Regions from separate parts of the Mus musculus genome. Here region 1 is linked to region 2. Evidence: chromatin loops called from intact Hi-C (ENCODE). Cell type or tissue: heart. All regions are shown on one strand. Links, peaks and the distances in the headings refer to the core of each region. The heading gives the core; the rest is flanking DNA.

Evidence for each region. Hi-C counts contacts between places; a loop is a spot of excess contacts. Peaks named below come from ENCODE experiments on the same cell type or tissue, not always from the same donor. Only the 100,000 strongest peaks of a DNase experiment are listed, where the experiment ranks them.
Region 1: a loop joins it to region 2, with 6 times the contacts of the local background. A loop is called at or near these places in 2 of 42 quality-filtered maps.

Annotation. Positions count from the first base shown.
Region 1 is chr15:37,826,654-37,829,571 of GRCm38, forward strand. No RefSeq gene overlaps it. Among named protein-coding and RNA genes, the nearest start is that of Gm35019, 80 kb to the right of the region's middle. In heart, for the core only: a CTCF peak has its summit at 1,214 (motif pointing left); no DNase peak of the experiment used is centred there.
Region 2 is chr15:37,459,937-37,462,854 of GRCm38, forward strand. It overlaps a transcript of Ncald not described here. Among named protein-coding and RNA genes, the nearest start is that of Ncald, 2.0 kb to the left of the region's middle. In heart, for the core only: a CTCF peak has its summit at 1,290 (motif pointing right); no DNase peak of the experiment used is centred there.

The DNA of each region.
Region 1 (2,918 bases), core at 205-2,704, 370 kb after region 2:
GGTCTGAGCAGCCTGCAGCCTGCAAAAAGCTGGGGGAAGGGCACAGAGCGGGGGAGGGGGTCTCCTCTCTCCCTCTCCCTCTCCCTCTCCCTCTCCCTCTCCCTCTCCCTCTCCCTCTCCCTCTCCCTCTCCCTCTCCCTCTCCCTCTCCCTCTCCCCCTCTCCCCCTCTCCCTCTCTCTCTCTCTCTCTCTCTCTCTCTCTCTCTCTCACACACACACACACACACACACACACCTTCAGAGCTATTGGCCTAAGGAGAGGAGCCATTGATCTAACTAAGCTTTCACAATCACATTGTTTAGATAGGAGGAACCTGGAAACCACCTGAATGTCTAAAAGCAGAGGCAGGGATGAGCAAGATGGCTTCCATAATGGCTGCTCTGAAACCATTTGAAGATGTGTTTATGGATGGTGTTGACTCTAGGTTACACAGGCCTGAAACACTGTTCATAAAGTGATAAAGTACAGAACGTCAAGTGCAACGCTATCTTGACTATCCACAAATACAGCCTTTGTATCATCATTAGCCAAGTAAAACATGCGAATGTAATCATTTCAAGTTTAGTATGTATAAAATTAAAGCACTTGACTCAATATCCGACTTTGAAAAGGGTGAGGTGTAAGGTCTGTCAAATTACTTGAAAGGGCTATTTCAGGGACACTAGAATATTTATATACATATATGTAGGAAAATATTCCATTTATTTTTATTTATTTTTGAGATAGGGCCATGCAGTGTAGGCTAGCTCATTCTTGAACTCACAGAGGTATCCTTGCCTCTGCCTTCCAGGTACTGGGATTAAAGGCATCTACTGCTCCAATATATTTCCTTTTTTCATTAATTTATTTATCCATTCACTTTCCATCCTGATTGCACCCAGTATATTTTTTAATTAAAAAGTATTAGTTTATAATGTACTCTATTCTGAGTCCAACTCTCAGCAGAATTAGGTAGGGCCTGAGACAATAAATACTCCAGAAAGGTCACAATGTATTCTAATAGGGATGGTTTTCCACTCCATTCTATGGAAAAGACTAAAGGGGGTCTGTTTGTTTTAGGTCTATGTGTGTGGCAGAGTGCTTATGTTCAGTTGGCTGGTACCAGGAATTGAACCCAGGACTTCCTCCATGTTGAACACAAGCTATACCACTGAACTATCTATCCCCAGGCCCTAAAGCAGCAGTTTTCAACTGTGAGTCATGACCCCTGGTGGTGGTGGTGGTGGTGGGAGGTAACATACTGTACATTTTCGCTAAGATTCATACAATAGCAAAATTACAGTTATGAAGTAGCAACAAAATAACTTTATATTTGGGAGGTCACCACAACATGAGGAACTGCTTTGAAGCGTGGCAGCGTTAGGAAGGTTGAGAACCACTGCAACTACAGGTTTTCTTTTTCATTGTGGTTTTGGAATCATTAAGTTTCAGGAACACTTACAATACAGTCCTGTGAGATAGTTTGTGAACAGAGCAACGGATCTTAGTGAAATTACTTACCTTGAGCTGTTATTTTTGTTTTAAATGTTTTAACATTTAGCTGTTGCTTACCGTGTAGGAAAAGGAACAAAGAAGAAACTGAGGCACATTGGCTAAAACCCATCCCAGTTGCCATAGTTGGAGTTTCACTGCTGTGATAAACACCATGACCAAGAGCAACTTGGGGAGGAAGGGGTTATTTCACCTTACAGCTTATTGTCAAAGCAGGAACCCAGAGGCAGGAACTCAAACAGAGGCCATGAAGGAATACTGCTTACTGGCTGTTTCCCTGTGGCTCACTCGGCCTTCTTTCTTATGCTACTCAGGGCCACACACCTGGGATGGCCCTGTGCTCAGTGGCTTGGGCCCTTCCACTTCAATCATTAATGAAGAAAATGCCCCCACAGACTTGCATACAGACAATCTGATGAGACATTTTTTTCAATTGAGGTTCTCCTTCCTAAATGACTCTAGCTTGTGTCATGTTGGGAAAACAAACAAGCAAACCCTAACCAGGACACTATTCTTAAGAAGAGCAATCACTACATTTGTAGTCATTAGCCTGATTACAAACATCAACTTGGGCCAGTTCATCCCCATCATAGCTCAGTGGAGATCAGACTTTGGGGAGGTATTTATAATGCTTCTTGTAGGGAGTGGGTTTACACAACTTCAGGAGCTGGCTAGCCAAGAGCAGGAGCTGCAGGCCAAACCAGGAGGAAGGTCAGGGCAGAACAGCCACCCTGAGAGGAAGCAGCTGAACAGGCAACATCTGGTCTTCCTCTGGGAAGCCAACGTGCTCTGCTCACAGGTCGTTTGACTAAATAAGATATCTATCTTACCTAAAGCCAATTGGCTGTGAACTTAAATCATATCCAGGAGGAGGAGCGGAGTGGGGGGAGCAGGAGGAAGAGGAGGAGGAGGAGGAGGAGGAAGAGGGGAGAGGAGAGCGAGGGAGAGGAGAGGAGAGAGAGAGAGAGAGAGAGAGAGAGAGAGAGAGAGAGAGAGAGAGAGAGAGAGAGAGAGAACCTCTATGTTGCATGCTGACACCAAGGAGAGTGGCTAATGAATAACTCAGTTCAGTCTAATAAAGTCATGTGGCAAGAGAACATCACATTCCACCCCTGAAAACTCGATTTTGAATATATCTCCTTAAATTATTTATCTACAAATAAAGACAAAAGCAATGCCATACTTTTGCTTAATGTGATACAGTTATCCTATTTACAACCAAAACGAAACCAACCCTTTCCCCAAAGGAAGATACAAGGCCATCTTCACTGTTCTCCACAAAAACATGCTGTGTCAGACAATAAGAGGTAAAACTGATCCTGGTCCTTGCTGGAGGCAGCACTTTAGAGATCTGTCCCTGCCTGTCATCTGGTCAGTGCAGGAGAGCTAGCCCCAGTGGTGTGGATGTAGGAGAGCTGGTGGGCTG
Region 2 (2,918 bases), core at 235-2,734:
CTGCAAAAAGCAGGGTAGATAAAGCCAAGTCGCATGCCACCTAAGATTCCTTGCAAAAATGATGACCAGAACACTTCCACAAGGGCACAACTTTAGAAGGACCTGGAGATGATGAGAAAAGGGGCCAGACCCCTCCGCAGGTCCCACACTCTACCCTCCCACGATTCTCTGGTCCATAACGGACTGAGGGAGTTTCATGTTGAGTGACTGGTTCGGCATCCCACAGATGGAATCTCCCTACCACAGAGGAGTCAACAGTGCAGCCCACCTGTTCCCAAATTACAGCTTCATTGCCTTCAGGGACACGTTAGCTGATCTTTAGCTCTGTGTGAGTGCTTATGACCCAGTTCGTTCTCATTCTTAATTAACAGGAAGCCAATTAAACAAAATTGAGTAAAACCCATAGGAAGGCATTATGAAAAACCCATTTAGAAAATGTGGACTCATTCAAAAAACAAAGGAGCTGAAAGGTGGGGAGAAGAAAGAGGTGGTGTGCCTGGGTCATTAGGACTATACACAGACACAGTCACACACACACGCACACGCACACACACACACACTGCGCCTGCACGTGCAAGCATACAAACATGTGCACACACACATAAATGCATGCACACACTCATATTCATATGTGTAACACACTCACACATGTGTGCATACACACACTATGAGATATGAGTGACTCTGTGGCCAACTGGTTTTGTTCTGTGACTCTGTCTTCAGTAGAATAGAAGCTGATCTTTCACAGGACTAATGGCCTATCTGCTTGGCCACAGAAGCATCCCGTTCCCCCATTCCATCTTCCATGCTAGCTCCAATGAAGAGAGAGAATGGGTTTTTATTGGAAGTTATTTTTCTGATGCTATTGGTTGTACCGTGGCAAATGTAAAGGCAAAGTGTAAAGTTAGATTCTTTACTTTCAGACTGAAGACAGTCAGGAATGGACCTACTTGTTAGAATGACAGCAGCTGAACCCAGTGTCTGTGCAAATTGGTTTGAATGCCTTATAAGGGGCAGACTTAAGCAACAGGTCTATTTTCTAGACTTGTGTTCTACATATAATTCTGGTTCTCTGTTTAGGAGTGTGGGTCCTTGCTCTGGGCTGGGAGGGAGGAAGGTGTAGGAAGGGAAGTGTAGGTGTCCAGGGATCAAGTTCTCCCTGCTGGCTGCCTGACTTGACTTAGCCCAGGCTCTGAAGCTATGCTGCCTTGTCAATCGTTTCTCCATTTTATTCAGTTTAATATCAAGAAAATAAAACTGCAATGTCACCCTCTACCAGTAGGTGGTGTCCTCTGAAGCAAGACATTCTCAGAACCTCTACATTTCAATACTTTAAACAAATTTGTTTATTCTGAGTCTCCTATCATGTTTATAAGTATGCTTCACTGTACATAGACTTAGGTTTAAATTGCTGGCAGGTTAGGTAACCACTGGACCGTTATTCACCACTAGAAGATGTGTGTACGTAGACCTATTTCCTGTAGCATGCACCCAACCCTCAGCCACCCATTCTCCTCTGTAAACCACATAGGATTGAGTTTTTTGCTTACATATAAGGAAGGGAGCAGTCTTCTGTAGGGTTAAAACCATAGCATGATCTCCTTGGAGCTCAGACATTTGGCTAATTAGTTTAAGGTAACAGGCAGCACACAAGCGCCTTCGCCCACGACACTGCCTTACACTGAATATGTGTCATCTCTTTTTTCTGAATGCCAGGTCATTTTTGAGGTTAAAATGACTCACCTGTTTTTAAAATATGCACTCAAACACAGGTCTCCCTGATAATTTTACTTGCCACAAACGAAGGCAGGTCCAACTATTATTATTCTGACTGTTTTGCCAGCAACACGGGGTAAATGCCACTGAATGAGCTTCGCGTGCATCAACTAGCACATGCTTTGAGCTGTGAGGAGATAATTCTAGTCAGCCCGAAACCCCCCAATACTGCTAGGCAGTGATGTCAGGGCCTCTACTGTCTTAGCATCAGTGGGAGGCTCTGTATCTATTCTTGCAGCTCTCTGCCTCAAATCTTATCTCTTATGATTGGACCTTGGTCAAGTTATAAAAGTGCCCCTAGCAGCAGTGCCCACATGACAAGGTTGTTGAATTACAAGGGAAATAGATGATACAATTTGGACACCTGCCACAGGGCAGGGGCTCAATGTGTCTGCCAGCTCTTGTTTATCTGCCCAGCTCGGATGCTCGTCTGAAGACCTTCAGGGCAGGAGTCTTATTTTTATGATGCCAGTGGTTAGAACAGAGCCCAGGCACAGCAAGGGCTCACGGATGACTCATGGATTAGGGAAAGAATGCGGAGCAACAGGAACACAAGATGCTTTTCTTTTTCAAATAACATGGAAGAGAGGCTTTCTGTGAGCCCTCTACAACCAATGAGGCAGAAGGGAAAAACAGAAGACAAAAGTGTTGAGTTCTCACGAAATCTTCTAACAATGGATGGTTCCAAGTAAATCAATCTAACCCTAGCTAAGTCACGAGTAAGTTATATGCTGACATTCCTTACTGGGTCTGCCACTGGTATCAAACCCAGGTCCTTGTGATCGATGCAGAGTACTCTATCAAATGAATTATAGGCTCCTAGTTTTAATTTTTTTTATGAGGGGGAGAAAGATTTTCAGCATCCAGGAATTGTAGAGTCTTTATCTAGCTTTGTTCTAGGAGTAATAAGACACAGGGAAAAATAAAATGAGGAAGATTTGGATGAAGGAAGATGAGTAAGGTGAGACAGTGAAAAGATTAACAATAAAATGATCCCCACGTCATGGTGACCACGGTGGGCTCACACGTGTAGCCACAGGCACTGGGGATTTGCTTCCTAGCATTCGAACTAGAACTAGCATGTATTCAAGCAATGTTATCACAGAGGTAACAGTAACACCCATTGTTTTGAAAACGTGCTT